Linked DNA regions of Homo sapiens: regions 1, 2, 3, 4 and 6 are each linked to region 5. The links are chromatin contacts, found by Hi-C or POLR2A ChIA-PET in ENCODE. All regions are on one chromosome and are shown on one strand. The core of a region is the stretch at or near the end of the contact, and the rest is flanking DNA. Distances in the headings are between cores, read along the strand shown.

What was found. Hi-C counts contacts between places; a loop is a spot of excess contacts on that map. ChIA-PET counts read pairs that join two places held with the same protein, here RNA polymerase II (POLR2A). Pooled maps may share reads with other maps.
Region 1: a loop to region 5 is called in a map of natural killer cell, with 11 times the contacts of the local background. The contact joins the enhancer-like site here to the promoter of RBBP8 in region 5. A Hi-C loop is called at or near these places in 1 of 168 maps with a recorded cell type or tissue (natural killer cell), 1 of 37 single-sample maps with no recorded cell type and 1 of 50 pooled maps. POLR2A ChIA-PET finds 5 or more read pairs at or near these places in 1 of 52 experiments (BJ).
Region 2: a loop to region 5 is called in a map of CD4-positive, alpha-beta T cell, with 2.3 times the contacts of the local background. The contact joins the enhancer-like site here to the promoter of RBBP8 in region 5. A Hi-C loop is called at or near these places in 5 of 168 maps with a recorded cell type or tissue (B cell, CD4-positive, alpha-beta T cell, CD4-positive, alpha-beta memory T cell and 2 more), 19 of 37 single-sample maps with no recorded cell type and 12 of 50 pooled maps. POLR2A ChIA-PET finds 5 or more read pairs at or near these places in 1 of 52 experiments (Panc1).
Region 3: a pooled map shows a loop between it and region 5 (2.9-fold over the local background). The contact joins the enhancer-like site here to the promoter of RBBP8 in region 5. A Hi-C loop is called at or near these places in 2 of 50 pooled maps. POLR2A ChIA-PET finds 5 or more read pairs at or near these places in 2 of 52 experiments (PC-9 and activated T-cell).
Region 4: a map of heart right ventricle shows a loop between it and region 5 (9-fold over the local background). The contact joins the enhancer-like site here to the promoter of RBBP8 in region 5. A Hi-C loop is called at or near these places in 1 of 168 maps with a recorded cell type or tissue (heart right ventricle) and 2 of 50 pooled maps. POLR2A ChIA-PET finds 5 or more read pairs at or near these places in 1 of 52 experiments (BJ).
Region 6: a loop to region 5 is called in a map of OCI-LY7, with 7 times the contacts of the local background. The contact joins the enhancer-like site here to the promoter of RBBP8 in region 5. A Hi-C loop is called at or near these places in 7 of 168 maps with a recorded cell type or tissue (B cell, CD4-positive, alpha-beta T cell, CD4-positive, alpha-beta memory T cell and 4 more), 25 of 37 single-sample maps with no recorded cell type and 16 of 50 pooled maps. POLR2A ChIA-PET finds 5 or more read pairs at or near these places in 2 of 52 experiments (GM10248 and activated T-cell).

The regions. Positions count from the first base shown.
Region 1 is chr18:23,306,358-23,309,930 of GRCh38, reverse strand. It overlaps SLC35D4 (solute carrier family 35 member D4), which reads left to right. Exons shown (of 15, transcript NM_032933.6): 14 at 187-251. Among named protein-coding and RNA genes, the nearest start is that of SLC35D4, 130 kb to the left of the region's middle. RefSeq lists enhancers at 1,445-1,944, 1,945-2,446. Within about 2 kb of position 2,275, at least 5 of the 41 ENCODE cell types and tissues checked have a DNase peak (open chromatin) inside an H3K27ac peak, as active enhancers do; they include natural killer cell, where a contact is called at or near this core.
Region 2 is chr18:23,240,772-23,244,235 of GRCh38, reverse strand. The region is part of intron 7 of CABLES1 (Cdk5 and Abl enzyme substrate 1); the gene reads right to left. It also overlaps a transcript of SLC35D4 not described here. Among named protein-coding and RNA genes, the nearest start is that of CABLES1, 110 kb to the right of the region's middle. Within about 2 kb of position 2,172, at least 2 of the 41 ENCODE cell types and tissues checked have a DNase peak (open chromatin) inside an H3K27ac peak, as active enhancers do.
Region 3 is chr18:23,329,434-23,332,781 of GRCh38, reverse strand. All of the region lies in intron 13 of SLC35D4 (solute carrier family 35 member D4), which reads left to right. Among named protein-coding and RNA genes, the nearest start is that of SLC35D4, 110 kb to the left of the region's middle. RefSeq lists an enhancer at 1,842-2,510. Within about 2 kb of position 1,426, at least 10 of the 41 ENCODE cell types and tissues checked have a DNase peak (open chromatin) inside an H3K27ac peak, as active enhancers do; they include PC-9, where a contact is called at or near this core.
Region 4 is chr18:22,607,834-22,611,517 of GRCh38, reverse strand. It overlaps LOC124904262 (a long non-coding RNA gene), which reads left to right. Exons shown (of 2, transcript XR_007066307.1): 2 at 1,325-1,964. Among named protein-coding and RNA genes, the nearest start is that of CTAGE1, 190 kb to the right of the region's middle. Within about 2 kb of position 1,702, at least 12 of the 41 ENCODE cell types and tissues checked have a DNase peak (open chromatin) inside an H3K27ac peak, as active enhancers do; they include heart right ventricle, where a contact is called at or near this core.
Region 5 is chr18:22,931,220-22,934,626 of GRCh38, reverse strand. It overlaps RBBP8 (RB binding protein 8, endonuclease), which reads right to left and starts at 1,299. Exons shown (of 19, transcript NM_002894.3): 1 at 1,063-1,299. RBBP8-AS1 (RBBP8 antisense RNA 1) reads left to right here and starts at 863. Exons shown (of 5, transcript NR_198963.1): 1 at 863-1,039. It overlaps MIR4741 (microRNA 4741), which reads right to left and starts at 1,278; the gene lies at 1,189-1,278. RefSeq lists enhancers at 506-555, 916-1,045, 729-1,569 and a silencer at 1,176-1,255.
Region 6 is chr18:23,223,610-23,227,390 of GRCh38, reverse strand. All of the region lies in intron 4 of CABLES1 (Cdk5 and Abl enzyme substrate 1), which reads right to left. Among named protein-coding and RNA genes, the nearest start is that of CABLES1, 90 kb to the right of the region's middle. RefSeq lists an enhancer at 639-738. Within about 2 kb of position 1,675, at least 9 of the 41 ENCODE cell types and tissues checked have a DNase peak (open chromatin) inside an H3K27ac peak, as active enhancers do; they include OCI-LY7, where a contact is called at or near this core.

The DNA of each region.
Region 1 (3,573 bases), core at 1,026-3,525, 370 kb before region 5:
TCAGAGGCACCGCTAAGTACAGGGGGCTGACTAGGAAGCGTGTGGGGAAAAGGACACGGGAAGTGGAACGAAGTGCCTGATGGCAGGCATCCGAACTCAAGTGAGCTAAGCTTGTGAAAAAAATGACATTGGAGGTTTCCAGAGCCCTGCTGGTATGATGACCTTGTGTTGAAATTATTTCTACAGATAATCACAGCTGGCTTATCAATATTGCTGTTTGATGCGATCCTGACCAGTGCAACCACGGGATGGTAAGTCTTTTGCATAGAGAGATAAAGTGCCAATTAGTTACTGAGTTTCATCAGGATACTAAATTTTGCTCTCAAATGTTGCAGAAAGGGAGTGTGCGTTGGCTGTGTATCTCCATCCAAATGCAAATCTCATATTAGCGAAGCTTTCTTTAAAAAAAAAAAAACTTGTATTGACCTGTAAATACAAATTGGGAAGAGTGCATATATCATAAATATACTACTTGATGGATTTGTACAAACCAACCATTCTGTATACCATAACCAGCATCCAGAGCAAGAAACAGAACATCACCCTCACTCCTCCACCCCAGGGCAGCCACTGCTGGTCAACCACTATGTGTATATATATGTATGTATATGCATAATATGTATAATATAATATGTATAATAATATGTAATGTTTAGTAAACCACTATACACACACACACACACACACACACACACACACACAATCAGCCCTTTGCATGAACAGGTTCCAGATCCTCAGATTAAACCAACTGTGGGTCAACAATGCAGTTTAGGCCTGCAATGGTTGCATCTGTACTGAACATGTACAGACTTTTTTTCTTGTTATTATTTCCTAAACAGTACAGTATAACAACTATTTACATAGCATTTACATTGTATTTGATATTACAAGTAATCTAGAGATGATTTAAAATATACAGGAGGATGTGCATGGGTTGTAGGCAAACACGACACCATTTTATATAAGAGACTTGACAACCCATGGACGTCCTGGAACAGATCCCCTTTAGGTACTGAGGGGCAACTGTATACACACACACACACACACACACACAGAGAGAGAGAGAGAGAGAGAGAGAGAGAAAACACGTGCTGTGTTTGGGTGTCTTTCCATTTCTTTGATTTTTCCATTAACTTTCAGATAAGCTCCAAATGATCCTGTTTAGAATGCACTACCCATTTGCATAAAGACAGCATGCCTCACTAAGCTGTCTGAGCAGAGACCAGAAGGAAGTGAGGGAGTGAGCCATGGGGATGCTGGGGGACAACGGTGCCAAGGGGTGGGGAGGAAGCAAGAAGACCAGGGGCTCTTGCCATGATCTAGGTGCAAGATGATGATGGCTGAGAACTGGCTGATAGCAGTGGAGGTGGGGAGACATGGTAGGATATCTGAGGCACTAGGATTTGAGAGAGGGGAGTCTAGGATGACTTCTAGGTTTGGGTTCCGAGCAATGAAAGAATGAGGTTGCCTTTACTGAGATGGAGAATGTTGTGTGAAGAGCAGGGTTTGGCAAGGTGGTGGTGGAGGCGTACTGGGCATTGGTTTGAATGTATGAAGGCTGAGGTGCCTGTTGGACCACAGAGTGGAGATACAGGAATAGATCGTTCGCCAAATCAGCCTGCGGATCTGGGGAGGGGAGAGCCTTTCTGTGCCTTGGCCATGGCACACATGTGTCTCCTCAGGGCTTCTGGGCCTGTCACTTCGGCCCGGATGCCTTCCTCCCTGCTTTCAGTTGGCCACTACTGCTCATCCCCCAGGCCTTCAAATCGAGGTGACCTCAGAGAGGCTTCCCTGGCCACATCCTGTGCAAGCCCTGCTAGCTTTTTCCTGTCGCCTTGCTAATTTCCTCCCTGACAGTTCTGACTGTTGTGACCAGATTCATTCCTTTCTGCCCATTAGGGTCTGCCTCCCTCCCAGAAGCAGTGCGCAGGACCCTGGGGGTATGCAGGAGACAGTTGGGTGTGGGGTGGTGTTCAGCAGGGCAGACCGGGACAGGCAGGCTCTTCAGAAGGATGGCTGAGCAGGGCAGATGGGGACAGGTGGGTTCTTCAGAAGGATGGCTGAGGCAGGGGCATGGCTGTGGGGAGACACAGTGGGGACTCAGAGTCCCAGGAGGTAGGTGTGGCCGTTGTGATGGTAGCTTCAGGACACACCTCCTGGAAAAGGCCACACTGCCCTGCCCCATAGCCCTCAGAGCCCGTGACTCACAAGGGAGGTTTGGGCCATGAGTAACACAGGGATGCACAGAGAAAGTACTACTGTCGGAGAGGACCCAGCTGTGACCAGCGCCCCGGGCTCGCCCTCCGCTCAGGCCTCGGAGCTCTCATCTGAGACAGGAAACAGGCCTTCTGAACTTATTAGGACCATGTGCCTCTCGTTCAAGGGCCAGTTGGCTATGACCACATGAGGACAAGAATGAAGCGATCGGGTGGGTTTCACCCCTGAACTCTCTACACAAGTCCTGCCCATTGGAGAGTTAAGAATGTTATCTATTCTGATTACTACTATTCAAACCAATAGGTGATTGTTACCAAGGATTTGGGTTGTGGTCTGCAGGGAAGGCGAAGGTGAGGGAGGAAGTAATGGAGAGTTTAAACGGTTAAAACAGCTCATTGCTGATGAATAGGCATGCTTTAATTTGGGGAATATATATGTATGTATTTTTAAGCAATAGAGTAATGCATGCTATTTATAAGACATTTAAAACAATACAGAAATATATCAAGTAAAAAGCGAAAGTCGCTCATCCTTCACTCCCTCAAACTCCTCTTGCCAGACGTCACTACGGTTCGGTTGAAGGGTGAGAACAGTGCTGCATTTGGCCAGGCATGTGTAACCCAACGGAGGTGGACTCTGTTCACTGTAGGAGGTGTTAGATCTGGGGGCCTAGCCACAACAGTGTTTCTGAAATGAAACCACACTGAGCAGCCCTCACACACATCACACATAAATAGTCTATTTCTTGGGCTGGTGACAAAGTTTTGTTTCCTTCCCTGTGACCAGGGGCAGCCTGGCCTCAATCCTGGATGCTGCACATTATGTAGAAAAATTCACATTTGTTGTTGCTGCTCACTGGTCTTCTGTCCTTTGTTTTAAAAAGGAAAAGAAGCCTAGGACCACTTTAAGATCATGCTTATTTCTATTCTAGTTCCTATATATTACTTGGCAGATTTTTCCCCCCCATGGAATAGCACTATAAAATTGAAGTGCAGGCAAATTTTGGAATGGGTTTTTACATTTCTTTACCAGTATTATCAGGAAAGAAAAAGCATAGTATTGCTTAGCTTTGCTCAAATAATGCCTGACTCTAGAAAATAAGTATTTTAGCTGGGCGCAGTGGCTCACGCCTGTAATCCTAGCACTTTGGGAGGCCGAGGCGGGTGGATCACCTGAGGTCGGGAGTTCGAGACCAGCCTGACCAACATGGAGAAACCCTGTCTCTACTAAAAATACAAAATTAGCCAGGTGTGATGGCGCATGCCTGTAATCCCAGCTACTAGGGAGGCTGAGGCAGGAGAATCGCTTGAACCCGGGAGGTGGAGGTTGCAGTGAGCCGAGATCGCGCCATTGCAC
Region 2 (3,464 bases), core at 923-3,422, 310 kb before region 5:
TGGTGCTACAGGACTCCTGGAGTAGTGTCTCCATCCACTTGAGATGACACCAGGTGACTGGCCCTGAGATCACCCACACCCAGAGAGTATTTGGATGCACTTCTAAACGCAAGCTGCTGAAACAGTGGCAGTAGAGAATGAGCCAAACTGCGTGGAACGTCATGTTCAAAATCACGAAGTGATTGTCAAAAATCCGAGACAAATACATAGAAAGAGAGCAGATGTTGCAATATCCTGGGTGAAATGTCAAAATCACGAAGCGACTGTCAAAAATCTGAGACAAATACATAGAGAGCAGATGCTGCAAAATCTTGGGTGAAATGTCAAACTCTTGTTTTGTATTAGTTTTTTTTTTTTTTTTTTGAAACGGAGTCTTGGTCTTATCGCCCAGGCCGGGGTACAGTGGCGTGATCTCGGCTCACTGCAACCTCTGCCTCCCGGGTTCAAGCGATTCTCCTGCCTCAGCCTCCTGAGTAACTGGGATTACAGGCACCTGCCACCACACCTGGCTAATTTTTGTATTTTTTAGTAGAGACGGTTTTGCCATGTTGGCCAGAATGGTCTCAAACTCCTGACCTCAGGTGATCCACCCGCCTTGGCCTCCCAAAGTGCTGGGATTACAGGCATGAGCCACCGAGGCCTGTGTTAGTTTTATGAGAAAAAAATGAATTGTAAAAGAGGCTTTAAAGAGGTGAATTGTATGGTGTTGGAATTCTAATAGTGCTGTTAACAACAACAAAAAGACCAAAAAAAAAAAAAAAAAAAAACACCAAACCCACACCCAAAACAACCCTCCCTCCCCCACACAGCACAATCAGGCATTTCAGGCCTTGATGTGAACACTTAACCTAAAGCTGGCAGGATGCTCCTCAGCTACTGCCCAGGCCTGTGCGCCTGAGGGCGCCCTTCAAGCCTCAGGGAAGTGCCACAATAATAGGGAAGTGCGGAGCTACTGTGCTTCTAATGTGATGTGACATTTTCTTAAAGAGGCCCCCTCCTCAGAACTGAATAAGCCTCAGGCACCTTGAAACCTGAGGCCATGGAAAGGGTCTTGCATTAGCTTCCCAACAAATCCACCCTGCAGACAGGTAACAAGTGCCTAAATCATCCAGGTAACTTTTAATGGAAATAGATATATATATAGTTCTATATTCTATATAAATTATAATAAATATATGAGTATGTTATTAAATTATAACTTATCTATATTTATAAATATATATTTATACTGTATGTATATTGGGGGACAGGCAGAATCTAATCACCTACCTCATGGAAGGCTGAATTAGTCTTTCTTTCATTGAGTCAATTACTTCCCACTGCTCAGCATCTCATGCTGTACTGAAAAATTAAGTTCTATGATACATTCCCCCAACACTGGGGAGATGTAGGGGTAGAGGGAGGGCTTTCTCTACAAGTACTTAGATTTTAATATTCGGTAAATAAAAAATAGGCATTTTATCATGGAGATTAATCCAAGAGGTTTCTCTTGAGGTTTACATGCTTATGCATATCATAAACAATGTTAGTCGGTTTTCTTTTTGATGTGAACACAGTGCAAGAGGGATTTCTTACAGAAGAAAAGAATCCAGAAATCCATTCAGGTAACTGAATTTTGTTGGCATTATCTCAGCTCTCCCACTTACTTTCTCCTCTTAATTGCCTTCCACACCCATAAAGAGGGGGAAAAAAACACAAAAACCCACTACCGACCTGGGCTGCCACGTTCTAATGATACATAACCACTCTCTCATGAAGCTTTAATTATATGCCAAGAGGTGCAGAGAGCTGGAAGCATCCGCCCTCCCCTGAGACACACCATCACCCAGCAAGAGTCTGCACGTAGCCAGGTGGCTCAACATTCTCTGTTCTGTGGTCACCTTCTAGAAACTTGAAGACCAAACCACCGGGCCAGCTGCAATTTGTTTTGCACACCTGCCCCAGGAATTTTTTTTTTGAGACAGAGTTTCATTCTCGTCACCCAGGCTGGAGTGCAATAGTGTGATCTCAGCTCACTGCAACTTCTGCCTCCTGGGTTCAAGCGATTCTCCTGCCTCAGCCTCCTGAGTAGCCAGGATTACAGGCGCCTGCCACTACACCTGGCTCATTTTGTTGTATTTTTAGTAAAGATGGTGTTTCACCACGTTGGTCAGGCTGCTCTTGAACTCCTGACCTCAGGTGATCCACCCGCCTCGGCCTTCCAAAGTGCAGGGATTACAGGCGTGAGCCACTGCACCTGGCCCGGAATTTTTTTTTAAGTTCAAAATCTCACCCTTGACCTTCTACAGTAGGTAACAGTGGGAGTGACTTGCATGGATCAAAGTTTAAAAATACAGATATGGGTGCAAGGCTAATTTGAAAAGGGTGCCACTTGCACACTAAATGACAGGCTTCACCTCTGGAAGCTTCCCACTCTAAGACATGTCCTGACTGTGGCGACGAGGGGCCTTTTTATATTACACTTAGGACACACACGCACAAAGATAAACATTCAGCTACATCATGGCTGGTTAATATCACCTACACCAGGACTCAGAAGTCCCACTCCTAGGTATTTACCCCAAGAGAAATTAAAAAGTATTTCCACAGAAAGCCATGCACAAGAACATTCATGGCAGCCGCATGAACAAATATCTATCAACAGGAGGAGGGATAAACAAACTGTACTACATCTTATATCACTGAGCATTTTTATTTTTATTTTTTTGAGACGTAGTTTCGCTTGTCGCCCAGGCTGAAGTGAATAGTGTGATCTCGGCTCACTGCAACCTCCACCTCCCGGGTTTAAGCGATTCTCCTGCCTCAGCCTGCAGGGTAGCTGGGATTACAGGTGCCTGCCACTATGCCCAGCTAATTTTTGTATTTTTAGTAGAGACAGAGTTTCATCACGTTAGCCAGGCTGGTCTTAAACTCTTGACCTCAAGTGATCCCCCCACCTTACCCACCTCGGCCTCCCAAAGTGCTGGGATTTATAGGCGTGATCCACTGCACGTGGCCCACTCAGCAATTAAAAAAAAAAATCTACTGACACACATGACATGGGGAAATCTCACATGTTAAGTTGTATGAAGGAAGATGGACCCCAAAAAGTATATGCCATGATCCTATTCACATGAAGTTTCAGAATAGGTAAAACTAATCTATGGTGACAGAAGTGAGAATAGTAATTGCTTTTGCAGGAAGGGGATGGGAAGAATGGGATGGGGAGGAGAACTTTCTGCAGGGACAGAAATGCTCTATATCTGGATCAGAGCAGTGGTTACAGAATTCATGGAAATGCACACTTCAAACAAACAAGTGCATCTGATTGTCTGTAAATTACTCCTTTTAGCGGCTGCAGCAGGATTTGATGGGTGAAAGGATTAGCTCATCACTTTGAGAGCTGCTTCATTCAGCAGAGGCATCTCAGAGTCTGATTTCCACAGGAACAGGACATCCCAAAACAGGGGAGGACAGTCCCAGGA
Region 3 (3,348 bases), core at 177-2,676, 400 kb before region 5:
AGCAGTTACTGTTAGCTTTTTTTTTTTTAATCAATTTTTGAAGTATCTCAGCGGACCTGATACATCATTTTATCTAACATTTTGGAAGTGCTACACTGGTGTTTAAAGAAAAGGGAAAAAAAAGTCAGTCCTGAAGATTGTTAGATGAGTCCTCTGTTGTTAGGTGAAATTTCAGCTTTCAGTTTATATTTGGTTGGTAGTAAGAGAATGGGGAATTGAGAAAATGTGGTATTAACTCTGATGTGGAATCACACACCCAAAAGAATGGTTACAGTGAAAAAAATTGACAATACCAAATGTTGGTGAGGATTGTAGAATGATATTTATGCTTTAGAAGTACCAAAGCTAAACAACATCTACATAATACAACATCTACGTATTCCCCCTCCTCAGTATTTACCCAAGAGAAACAAAGACATATGTTCACAAGTTATGTTCAGTGTTGTGGAATTAGATGGTGGTGGTAGCTGCATAACTGTGAGTATACTAAAAGCTATTGAATTGTACTCTTCCACAGGGTGAATTTTATGGTGTGTGCATTATATCTCAGTAAGCCTGTTATTTTTTTAAAAAAAATACATGTTCAAGGCCAAGTGTGGTGGCTCACGCCTGTAATCCCAGGGCTTTGGAAGACCAGGGTGAGAGGATCGCTTGAGGCCAGGAGTTTGAGACTAGCCTAGGCAACATAGTGAAACCTCATTTCTACAAAAAAAAAAAATTCTTTTTAAATTAGCCAGGTGTAAAGGTGTGTGCCTGTGCTCCTAGCTCTTTGAGAGGCTGAAGTGGGAGGATTGCTTGAGCCCAGGAGTTCAAGACTGCCGTGAGTTATGATCACTCCACCACACTCTACCCTGGGCAACAGAGCAAGACTCTATCTCAAAAAAAAAAAAAAAAAAAAGACATGTTCAAGAAAATCCATGGCAGCTTTATTCATAATAGCACCTAACTAGATGAAATAGTCCATAAATTTCATCTGTCCATACAATGGAATCCTCACTGCAGTAGGAAAGGGCACATGGCCACAGAGGGGATTCGGGATGAGTGAATGGATTGGGAGGAGTCTGCGGAGCCTGGTGCAATGCTGGGAAGGGCCGGTGTCTCTGTCCAGGTGGCAGCTGTGTGGGTGCTAATGGGTATAAATGCTCAGCAAGCCATGTACTTGAGATTCCTGTGCCTCCTACACTACACGGTATTTATGTTATACTTCAGTTTTAAAAATCGGATGTGGATGCTGTAATGGTGCGGCGCTCAGAAAGCAGAGCCCAACGTGCTGAACCTGCCCTCCTGTTTGTTGGCCACTGGGAGGAAAAACAGGCCCGGCAGCTTCCCGAGCAGAGCCCTGGGGCCTCTTGCTTTGTGGTGTCTCCTGTACTACAGGTGGTGGCGGGGGGCAGGTTTCACTTGCTGGGAAAAGGACACCTTGCTGCTGGGGCCTTGTTATTCTGGGCGGTGGCCACCGTTTCTCCTGAAAGTCCTGGTTGGAGAGGGTTTCTAACAGATCTTCAGCTCGGTGCCAAGGTAAAGAAGGTGAGCTCAGACTTCCCGGTAGCATTGCAGAAGCGTTTCTTCCTTTGGTCCTGCCCCACACGGGCGCGCTTTTCCTTCAGGGGCTGTGACTAATTATGGAAAACGGCACACCTGCCACTCTCTCAGACCATGAGGTTTAACTGAGTGAACACCGCTGTTCCGGGGCTCTGCCTCTCGCTGAACGCTCCTGCTGGGCTGGGGCCTCCCGAGTAGCTGGAAGTACAGGTATGAGCCACCACGCCTGGCTAATTTTTCAATTTTTTTGTAGAGATGGGGTCTCGCTAGTTGCCCAGGCTGCCCGTGGGCCTTTTCTGAAAGGCTTCACGTTGGTGGCTCTCCTCTCGTGTGGGTGCTGCTTGAGCGTCTGACTGTGATGGTGGTAAGCAGTCTCCCAGGGAAGGGGTGCTTGTGTCTGGACCCCCCGTGCTTTGCTGCTGTTGCATTTTTCTTTACATGTAACTGTACAATGTAGAAAACACCTCCAGGAAACTGAGAGGCTGGTGGAGACTAATGGAGAACAGATGAACGTAAGGGAAGTAGGTTGTCACGGGAGCCAGGAACTCACTCTGCAGCTCCGCAGAGCGAGCCGGCTGTCAGGGTGCACCTTAGGGACACCTGCAGCCCAACCATCCGGAGAGCTGAATGCCAGGCGTCCCCAGACATGAGCAGGCATGGGCTGGGGTGTGGAAATGCAAATGGCGTGGTTTCCTGGTCAGAGTTTGAATTTTCCTGTAGGTATTTAATGTAGGGGGTATTCACCATTATTGAAGCAAATAACTTTCCCCTTAACTTGTGACTTTAATTTTGACCCATGACATCTCTAGAAAAAAAACCTTAGAAACCATTTAGTCCACTATCTTCATTTAAAAAGTTCAAAAGGCTAATTATAGAACATGTAGAAAGTAAATGAAAAAAAAGCTTATGGGACTCTACCATAATAGACATTTTAGAGTATATTCTTTGGGAAATTTTTTTTATACACACATTCCTGAGGTTTTCTGTTTTTACAGAAATGGGATTGTTCTTCACCTGTTGGGTTTCTTTTTTTGTTCTTTTTTTTTATACTTTAGGTTCTAGGGTACATGTGCGCAACATGCAAATCTGATGCATAGGTATACACCTGCCATGTTGGTTTGCTGCACCCATCAACTCATCATTTACATTAGGTATTTCTCCTAATGCTATCCTTCCCCCAGCCTCCCATCCCCGACAGGCCCCGTTGTGTGGTGTTCCCCACCCTGTGTCCAAGTGATCTCATTGTTCAGTTCCCACCTGAGAGAAAACATGTTGTGTTTGGTTTTCTATCCTTGTGATAGCTCAGATTGATGGTTTCCAGCTTCATCCATGTCGTGCAAAGGACATTAACTCATCCTTTTTATGGCTGCATAGTATTCCATGGTATATATGTGCCACAGTTTCTTAATCCAGTCTGTCATTGATGGACATTGGGGTTAGTTCCAAGTCTTTGCTATTGTGAATAGTGCTGCAATAAACATACATGTGCATGTGTCTTTATAGTACCATGATTTATAATCCTTTGGGTATATACCCAGTAATAGGATTGCTGGGTCAAATGGTAATTCTAATTCTAGATCCTTGAGGAATCGCCACACTGTCTTCCACAATGGTTGAACTAATTTACACTCCCACCAACAGTGTAAAAGCGTTCCTATTTCTCCACATCCTCTCCAGCATCTGTTGTTTCCCGACTTTTTAATGATTGCCATTCTAACTGGCATGAGATGGTATCTCATTGTAGTTTTGATTTGCATTTCTCTGATGACCAGTGATGATGAGCATTTTTTCATGTGTCTGTTGGCT
Region 4 (3,684 bases), core at 453-2,952, 320 kb after region 5:
TGCTTTCCTCCAGGAGCTAGGAGACTAGCTAAGAATCTAGGATAAGGACACAGCACTTCAATCGAAGACATTAAGATGGTACAAATAAAGTGTGTAGGTTCTATTTATGGTAACCTAGGAAACATAAAAGCAAAGGAGGAGTTTTAAAAAATACTCGCTTGGAAATTAACATTTCTCTAAGATCAATGGTCAGTTCTCTTTATTAGTCTAGAGGCAGCAAACTTTTCTTTCCTGGGGCCTTATCCACAGCAGGTGCTTAGGTTACTTTATTAGAAATAGCAATAGTTTATGAGAACTGGACAGAAAGACTGCCACCTTCTTCACTCTCTCTAGCATCAGTGCAAAATCATGTGGAGGTTTGATTGTTAAAAAGCTACTAGACATGGTTTTGTGGTTTGCATTTGACCTAATCTACAAGATTGTTTTAGAGCTAAATGTTTTGAGGAAGGATCCATAGATCTTAAGAAATAAAAGAACTATAAGCAAATTGATCCAACTCCTTGTTTTTAAATAGATAAGGTGTCTTTAGTCCCCATTTGATGGACACTATTCAGAGATTGAATGCATTGCTGGAAGTTGCATGTGGTATAAGCATAGGAAGACTGGACTCCTGGTCCTTTGCCTCCCAGGACAGCGCTGTTGCACCACCTCTTGTAGATGAGAAAATTAAAACACAAAATTCCTGCGCATTGGTAGAAAACTCTTGTTTTTGTTTTCTTGCCTGTTAATCCAAACCTCTAGCTATAAAATAATATTATTCTTGGAGATCTTAATTGTCATTATTTATGTAAGATTTATACCACATCTATTTCCAAAAAAATTTTTAAATACATTGCAACCTTATATACACTACAGAATAAAACATCTAGAAACAGAACAACACCCTTTTTTTCTGAAAATTAGACAGAGTTAGCAAATAGCTGACGGGCAAGCATATGTTATTCCACTCCAGGATGGAATTTAGTTTTGAAGTTTCTTTGCAGATGAGATAAAATTATAAGTGTGTGAAACTATATTATTCCCTTACCTATTGGCTTTAAATTGGATTTCCAAATTTAGTAGAACCCAAAAATGAGAAGAAAGTGTTTTTTAATAGACCTTGTAGATGATCTTTCAAGTTTTGACCTTGTATAAAGCATTAGATTAAGAAACAAAGTATAAAAAACAATTACTCTTCAGTACTTGTGTGCATGTGTTTTAGAAGGATAATGGCAGTGGGCACATTTCTGGACCTGCAGCATGGGTGGGGAAAGTTTCTCTTTTGTGGGAGGGATGTCTAAAGTTTTCTCTAATTGTTTTTAGAATACCTATTTTTTTTTTCTAGAAAGAACGTCGGTCCTGGCAGTCTTTCAGCCACAAAGCTTTGAGAAATGGGGCTAAATATTAATAATAACTGCTTGGATTATAATGAGGAATCAATCAAAACACATACTGTTGATGAAGATGCCTTGAACACCGTGGATGCTGTAGAATAAGGGATTATGACTACAGCAATTCTTGGCTCCCTTCTCTGTTTGTTTAAGGGTTACACAGGCTTTGTTTAATATCTCCGTGTCTCAGTCCTTTCGGTTGAAGCACAAGGCATGCTTCAGCCACCTGAGATTAACTGCTAAACCCTGCAGCAAGCCAGCATCTCCTCCCTGCTGCCTCTCATCCGTCAGGATCTGCTCTGGAAATGGGCCAGTGGTGACGTGTGGGAATGCAGCCCTTTGTGTTTGTTTTTGGTGTTGGATTTGGTGGCCTTGGTCACGGATTGGCTTCCTTCTTTGAAACTGAACATCTTCCATGCCTTTGTGATTGAGTGACAAAAGTTCAACCTGCACATGCCAAAATGAACAGCCTAGAAAACTGATTATGGTTTCAGGACCAGCTTTAAAAAAAAGCAACAAAACCCTTCCAGTCACCCAGAGTTCTAAACATAATCGGTTGGTTCCCAGAAGTACAATAAAAGGAAGCCAGAAGTATTTTAGTCCCTAGTTGTTTATGAATCAACCTGATTTTCTTTTTCAGACTTTGAAGGTCACAGAATCAAATCATGTGGAGCCATTTCCATCAGTCCTCCTACCCACCCTTTCTCCCCTGTTCTCTGTTGCAAGTAGGGTTTTGCTAGGTTTAAGTAGAACATTGCTCAGAATTTCCAGGGGTTCTTAATTAAAGCAGGTTTCTTTTCCAAGAAAGCTGCCTTGGAAATTACTGGAAGGGAAGCAACAGTGACAAGTAAAGCAGGCGTCAGAATACCTTCAGTGTACCCCAGCCCTGCTCCTCCCCTAGAGCACAGGCTCAGGAGTTCTGCTGGCCTTAGGTAGAAGCCAAGGAAGAGGGGCCTGCACTCATCTTTCTGAGTAAGCCAGGGCACTTCATGTCTGGGATAAAGCCAGCAGGGCATGGGACATGGCATGGAACTGAATTTATATAGGAAGTAGACAATTAAGCCTGAGTCTTAGACACACACAGGAAGGTGACAGAAGAAGAAAGAATGACGTTTATTATTTTCTAGAGATCTAATCTAGAGAGCTTCAGTGTCCTTGCCATAATGTGACCTTTAAGGAACACAGCAAAAATCTTGGCATATTGCTTGCCAAATATTCAGGCACCTATTATGTGCCAATATGAATAGCACATAATAGGTACCTGAATAATGTAAGTTCTCTTCCCCACCTTTCCCCCACTTTTCTGCACATTGAATAGGATGATTTTAATTTTGCTTTACAAATTATTCAGTTATATCTGTTGTTATTTCATAATGTAAACAATTTCATATTGCTTATATTTCTTTTTTAGGACTTAATGAATAGCAAGGAAATATTTTTGTAATTGATAAGCTTGTTATGCAATTCCAGAAACCTCCTTTCAATGCCTCTAACATCCACATGGTACACTCTGGCACAAGTCAAAAAATATATTAAAAATAAGAACTAAGAATTATCAGATGCCAACTATGTGCAAGGCATTGTATTAGGTTCTTTATCTTAGGTTTTCCATTTAACCCTCAAAACAACCCCAAGGGCGAGGACGAGTCTTTCCCATCTCCCTGTGAGAAAGTAGCTTCAGAGAGCTCTTGCCCAGGTCTCACTGTGAGCAGGTGGCAAAGTTGTTGCTGGAGTATTGTTTACTCAAACTCCAGGGTCCAAGTTCCTTCCACCTCACATAATGCCAAGGCTCTACTGTAGGTACAGGAAGCGAGAGCAAGAGATCTTCTCACTGCCTTCCACAATGTGGCTTCCTTAAAAGCATTTGAAGAAGGAGATGGATTCTACCAACTGTAGACAGCATCTCTGCTGGGGCCAGGCTGAGGCAGGACGGGTCTTGGGGGTGGAGTCAGGATACTCCTTTCTCATCCAGCCTCCAGCCAGCTGTTTGTGTTTGGATTTTTCTGGGGGCTAAGAAGTTTCCCGGTAAGAGACGGTGAACTGGGTCTTCAAAGGGGGTCCTGATGTACACCAGCTCATCTGGAGAACAAAATGGGGAGAGCAGGGCAGGGTGACAGAGGTCAAATTGCTGGGGAGATTCTCCGGATGCCTGAGAGAGGGATCGACCTAAGGAAGGGGGATTCAGGCAGTGAGTCCAACTTACCAACAAGGTTGTGGGGCTGAGAGAAGGTGTAGACCTTAGATTTTCTTGAATCTGCCCTGACCCCACCACTTTGCAGGGCTCTGTGCAGCCTGGAGTGGGAACGGCTGTCTG
Region 5 (3,407 bases), core at 50-2,549:
TTAATGGGTGCAGCACACCAACATGGCACATGTATGCATATGTAACAAACCTGCACGTCGTGCATATGTACCCTAGAACTTAAAGTATAAAAAATAATAATAAAATAAAGAAAAAATACCTCTCTGCAGCAAAAAGAAAAAAAAAGAAGACATAAACGATTTCTATTAAGTCAACAGTTTAAAATGAAGGTTTAATTACTTCAATGACCGAAAAAGTATTAACATATTCGTTTAAAGAGTGTAAAATAAGCATCCTTTACGTATCTATCTTCAAGTAAGTGATGTACAGTGCCTTAAAAACAAAACATAAAAACAAAACATTCAACTTGCAAATTCTGGCTCGCAAAACCCTTTCCACCTACCCGCATGCCCGGCACTTTTTGTTAGCATCTCTCTCTGCAATGAACCGTTATTCGAGGCACGACGACAATGTACATTTTTCAATCTCTCAGAACGTCACGTCTTACCTCCCAAGTTGCATTCTGGGCTCAAAGGCCTGTAATTTGTGTGTATTCCTTAGTATAAACCACTACACTGCAGGTGCTCACCAAAATACTCGCTGCCACACCACAGGTATTCTCACACGGGTAAGGCGAGAGGCACATTTCATCACACAGGGGACTTGAACAAACTGCACGGGACATTTCAGGGGTCCTCTTATGGGCGGAGCAGAGCAGCGGGGCAAAGGCTTTCCAGCCAGGTCCCTTCTCCATCCATTTCTCCCCAGGTGCCCGCGCCGGTTCCGCGTGCGGGTCTGGCCAAAAAACCTCCGAAGCGCGCGCGCGAGCCGCAGTCGGCGCATGCGCGGGGCGGGCTTGGCGGCGAAAGGCGCTTCCTCAGCCCGCGCGGGAGACCCAGAAGTAGTACTGAGGTAGCGCTCGTCCTCCCGCCGGTCCACCACCACCGAGTGTAGCCCGGGCCCGGCCTATTTCATCAGACACAACCCCAGAGCCGGGAGCCACCCCTACCCCGGGAGCCCTTCGCCAAGCACGCAGCTCCAGACCAGAAGCAGTCGCTCCGACCCAGAGCTCCGGGTGGGGTAAAGAGATTGCTTTTACTCACCGCCTCCGAGATTGCCTCGGGATTCGCGAAAGCCCCCGAAGGGAAGCGAGCACTTTCTGAGGCTGTGAAAGGACGGCTGCTCGCTTTTCTCTTTCGCCCTTTTCCCTCACCAGAGTGCCAAATCCTCGGTGGGAAAGCCGACCCCTCCGGACAGCCCGCGCTTTAAGGCCGGGGGCTGCCGGCCGGGCTCGGAGGCGGCCGGACCCGCCCCGCCCGGGAGCCCGCGCGACGTCACGCGGGAGTTCCACTTGCGTCACGCCCCTTCCTCCAGCTGCCCATCGCGGCGGCGCACTTCGTGCCCTAGCTGAGGAGCGGGCTCTTCGGTGCGGCCCATCCCGGAGGGCGATGGTTGGGGAGGGGAGCGCTACCTCGGAGCTGCCGGGAGCTACCCGAAGAGTCTGGCGACCGCCACAGCATTTCTGAATTGCGCTGGGGAAAGCTCAAGCCGTTCTGTTGGGGGAGCATCAAGCCCTTGCGGTTCTGTGAAAGTTATCTGTACACTGTGTCTAGCTTAAGCATTTTGCAGGGAAGCATGTGTAGAGTGACCTGTACCGAATGAAGAGTTAAAATTAACTGATGGGGGGTATGGACGCGGATCCGTCTAACATAGTTTTCGGCCTTGTCGCTGTTATCTGCAGTTTAGTGATGTGACCTGACAGGGTTGTGCGGTAACGCCATAGATCAAAACGATCTGTATTTTGCTGAGGTTAAACGGGAAGTTTCTGGCAAATTTGAAACGAGAAGGAATCTCCTTCAGCATTATTTATTGGGACAACATGCTGTTAGATAATTTTTTTTAAAAAGTCCATTTTTCTTGTGGCTGTTCGTTTGAGATTCAAACCGATAGTAGGTATTCCTATTTCTCCTGATTTGTAAAAGAATCGTTTTTAGACCACTAGAAATTCTACAAATGAACAAAATAGACTAGAATCAAATATCTTTTAAACCAGTCCAGTACTTTTGTGTAATTATTCTAAGACCTGGGAAGGGATAATATTAACAGGCTTTAAAAGTTTAGTACTTAGAAATCATAAATACAAAGTGGAAAGGTAATTTTTCCACCTGTCCCACATCTTAAGGGATGAATAAATATAACTTAAAAAGTTAGTATACAGAAGAGGGGTGCTAAACCTTCTATTAGCCTGTTACAGCAACTATCATTCACTTCCCCATTTTATAAGACTTAACTCCACATTTTTAAAAGAAAATGGATGAAATTTTGACTATGTAATTTTTAACGCAAGATAGGAAACATAATTGACAGAGTGAAGCTTTTATGTTTATGACAGAAATAACCTGTAATAAGTTTGTCATTTAACAGAGTATTGAAAGAGCAGTGTGCTGTGGTCTCTACTGTGGTCCAAAGAAAAACTGAGCAGAATGACCCAACCTGTTCCTATGGCCTCTGCCTGTGTCTCACTCTCTAATCCATTTATGCAAGTCAGAAACCAAAGAGTCATCCTTGACACTTTATTCATCCCTAACTTCCATATCCAAGCCATCACGCAGTCCAATTTTACTTACTAAACATGTAAATCCATCCCCTTCTCTCCATCACTACCTCCATAATCCAAGATACTGTTATTTCTTACCTAGTCTACTGCTAGGCTCCTTTCCACATCCACGCTACCAACCACCCCTCCTAAATCTTTGTTTTCACTGGTGTTCAGAAAAAAATTTGAACTTCTATTCTCCATATATATATTTAATTTTAAATTACATACATGTACTGTTGAAAAATGGTACATGATCTAATGAAGTTACAGGCTCTGAAGTCAGACATCTGGGTTTAAATCCTGCTCTAATACTTCCTTACTGAGTGACTTTGGACTGACTGCTTAAGCTCGCTGTCCCATTTTACCTACCTGTAAATTGAGGATAATAATAGTACCAACCTCACAGGGTATTAAGATTAAATGAATATATGTAAACTGCTTAGTATTCAGATATATACTATGTGCCCAAAAGCTAGCCATAATTAGTATTTCTTAGCTAATATGATTATAATCCATTTTAAAAGCATTTTTAAAGGATAAAAAATAGAATAAAAATACATCTTCCCTCCTCCACCTTAAATTGTGTCTACTTTGAGACCACTTCTCTATACTGCAGCTACTGTGATCTTGAAAAGTAAATCTGTTAATGTCACTATGCTGCTTAAACCCTTTCAGTGGCTTCCAGTTACTCTGTGAAGGAAGCCCCTTTGAATTGCCTCTGCTACCCCTTTGGCTTTATTTCCAGACATTTTCTGTCCTCTGGTCTCACTAGACTTTTGATGTCTCCTAGGCCATTGCGTGCTATTGTCTCTGCCTGGAGTTCTCCACCAAACCTACCCCCACTCTTTG
Region 6 (3,781 bases), core at 426-2,925, 290 kb before region 5:
CCAGATAATGGCATGAGTCATCCATGAGATCATTCCAGAATCTGTCTCTGTGTGGGAATATGCTTGGTGTGAGGAAAGAAACACAATTTGTGAATGTGTAATTTTCCACAACAAAAATTTTCTGGGGAAAGTGGGTGGGGAGGAAGGGGGCATGGGCCTGGAGCCAGGCAGGGAGCATTTAGGCTTGAAGGCTCTAAGAATAGAAGACGCTGTTCTCTGTGTCGCAAAATGATCAACACTCAGGAAATGGACCCAAGCGGATGACCTCATCTGAATGCCCCCAATGCCAAAAGTTAAGGATATAAACACCATGTGGAAGCTGTTGACAATTTAAAAACACACCCCCCAGAGGCACCTTGCAACTCCACTGGGAAGCCATCTTCTTCATCACATGGTCTCTGATGCATCTGTAGTAAGTAAGTGACTCCTGCGACTATCATACAGTCAAGTATGGTTATCTTAAGGGGTGTGAACCTACACACACATCACAGAAACTCTTTTTGCTGGAATCATCTAGTTTGGTGATTTCACATAACCTCCAATCTCAAGTTTACTAGGTTCTCTCCTACTTTCTTCTGGTCGGATCCATGTGTACAGAAATACCAACCCACATCCAGATCTCAGGAAGTAAAGAGCACTTGGTGGCTGGTGTCGGTTCCCTTATGCATAGGGACAATTCTAGGACTAGTTCTCCATACAACACCTGCAGTCTCTCACTCACCAGTGGGTCGTGCTCTAGAAGCTCCTGGGCTGGCAAGTTGGAACTCAGAATGCATTTTTCATTGATGCAGTAAGTGGAGATTAGCCTACCCAAGGCTCTCTGAGCCTATAATGTAACTGAATCAGCCCAAAAGCAAAAACAAGAGCTCGGGTCATAGAAGCAAAAGGTCAGAGGGTGTATGAGGGTAAAAAAATAGGAGGAAGTTGAGTCTCTCCTCTTGGTTTCCTGGTCCAGGCTTGACCCTCAGGAACTTTTTTTTTTTTTTTTTGAGATGAAGTCTCACTCTGTTGCCCAAGCTGGAGTGCAATGGCACGATCTTGGCTCACTGCAACCTCCACTTCTCAGGTTCAAGCAATTCTCCTGCCTCAGCCTCCCGAGTAGCTGGGACTACGGGCACATGCCACCATGCCCGGCTAATTTTTGTAATTTTAGTAGAGATGGGGTGTCACTATGTTGGCCAGGCTGGTCTTGAACTCCTGACCTTGTGATCCGCCCACCTCGGTCTCCCAAAGTACTGGGATTACAGGCATGAGCCACTGTGCCCAGCTGAGTAACACTTTAAAGGTCAAGTTTGTATTATTTCACCTTCTTCTCTGAACTTCCCTTTCCTTCTTAGGACTCCAGGACCCTTTCCCCTAAGCTATTCCTGTTTTTCACAATTCCTTCCCTCTCTCTACATGTAAATCCATAAATTCCTTTGCAGGGCCCAGGTTTCCCACTCCTGGCCCTATGGCGGTGGCACAGTAGCCCACAATGGGGGCTGGAAAGCGAGGGGAAGAGAAGTGGTCTTGGATAGAAGTGTTGGACAAGCTGTTTACTAAGTGGGGTCTGCCTATTTAGGAAAGTTGAGAAAGTTGCTTGCAACTCATTTTGTGAGCTGAGGGTCACCAAGCCAAACCACAAATCCACACTAGAAAAGAGAAGGCCGTGACTAATGTGGATAAAAGGCAGAAAGATTCAGGCTGGCCTTGGCAAGTGTTAGTTGAGGAAAAAGGAGCTGGTTTAAGGCTGGGACTCTTCCCAGAAAATGGCATAATTTACAAGCTTCATCTGAGAAGAGTGTTTACAGCTATGGGAAGGTTTGATGTTACAGTTACAGTGAAAAAGCTGGGCAACATCTGTTCCTCTTCTCTGTAATGGGCTTGTTTTGAAAGGTAGGATTTAGCAAGAAAGATCAAAGCAAAACAATGGTCTCCTCACGTTCCATAAAGTGTATGCATTAAGAAAAAAAAAAAAGACTGGAAGGAAATAGACCAAAATGTAAATGGTGGCTTTGTTTAGGAGGTGAGGCTCAATAATTGTTATCTTCCTTTTACTTTTATACATTTTTCAAATAGTCTTTAAGAAACATGTACTATTGAGGAAAAAAAGACTGAATAAAAGCAGATCTCAAGGTGAATCCATTATTTGTAGAATTGCACCACTGACAAACTCACTGTGAACCTGACTGGGAACTGCTAAGTTCAAGTAGATCTAGAAAGAGCAACATAATAGCTCTGTGATGGCCGGGCACGGTGGCTCACACCTGTAATCCCAGCACTTTAGAAGGCCGAGGTGGGAGGATGGCTTGAGCCCAGGATTTTGAGACCAGCCTGGGCAGCATGGTGAAACCCGACTCTACAAAAAATACAAAAATTAGCTGGGCGTGGTGGTGCATGCCTGTCATCCCAGCTACGCAGGAAGCTGAGGTAGGAGGATCGCTTGAGCCTGGGAGGTCAAGGCTGCAGTGAGCTGAGATTGCACTACTGCACTCCAGCCTGGGCAATACAGTGAGACCTTTCTCAAAAAGAAAGAAAAAGAAGGCCGGGTGCGGTGGCTCACGCCTGTAATCCCAGTACTTTGGGAGGCTGAGACAGGCAGATCACGAGGTCAGGAGATCGAGACCATCCTGGCTAGCATGGTGAAACCCCGTCTCTACTAAAAATACAAAAAAATTAGCCGGGTGTAGTGGCGGGCACCTGTAATCCCAGCTACTCAGGAGGCTGTGGCAGGAGAATGGCGTGAACCCAGGAGGCGGAGCTTGCAGTGAGCCGAGACCCCGCCAGTGCACTCCAGCCTGAGCAACTGAGAGAGACTCTGTCTCCAAAAAAAAAAAAAAAAAAAAAAAAGCTCTGTGACTGGACAAAAATGGAAGTGAAACTAATGCTTAATGAATATCTACTACAGCTTTCACATATAATATTTCATTTACTATTTCATTCATCTCCCTGAGGTGGACATTATAGTCCTTTTACGGAGGAGTGAAGCTGGGGTCAGTAAGGCTAGTTCATTTCCCAGGACTGAGGCTTCTGCCTGCCAGCTCGTTCCCAAGCACCACACTGCCTCCCTGGCCGCCGGTGCCCATGGGTACACGACAGCAAGGATGGGTAAGGGCTGTGGTTTTCCTAATGGAGGCACCAAAGGAGGTGGATGGCAGGAGTGGGGATGAATGGGCTACTTGTGCCCATTCCTGATTCTCCAGAAGAGCTCTCTGTTTAGCTGTTTTATTTATTGGAATTCTATGTAAACTGATACTGGAAGAATGGCTTCTTCAGCTTAAAAAAAAAAAAAAAAAAGTGGAAGCCGACAGTCTCCAAGTTCCTTCCAGCTTTAAAAGACTATATTTGAGCTGAAGAGTGCTCCTTACTACGGAACTCATTTTTGGTCTGGCATTACCTTTACCTTAACTATCTTCCACTTCACATACCCTTTAATGAATTAGCTCAGGGCCACCCCAAGCAGAAGTGGCCGTGCAATCTATCCCTGGTAATGATTAGTGGGACTCTGGGATCAACAGCTGTGTTATTTGAAAGGCGTGGGCACAACCCATACCCAGTCTTTATTCAATGCATGCCAGTAAGTCCTGACAGCTTCCTAACACATGCACCTGATTAGAGATGGCCATGCTGGGCTTCAGAAGGGCCTGGCAATAAGGAGTAGATTGTGTGTGGATGAGTGCGGGTGGGTGGTGGCGGAGAGGATGCAGGCAGGGGCTTCAGTCCACCCTAGACACAGAGAGGGGCTCCAGGGACAGGATAGAGCATCCCACTCTCTACAGAACCGAGCTTGGGAAAAATGCCC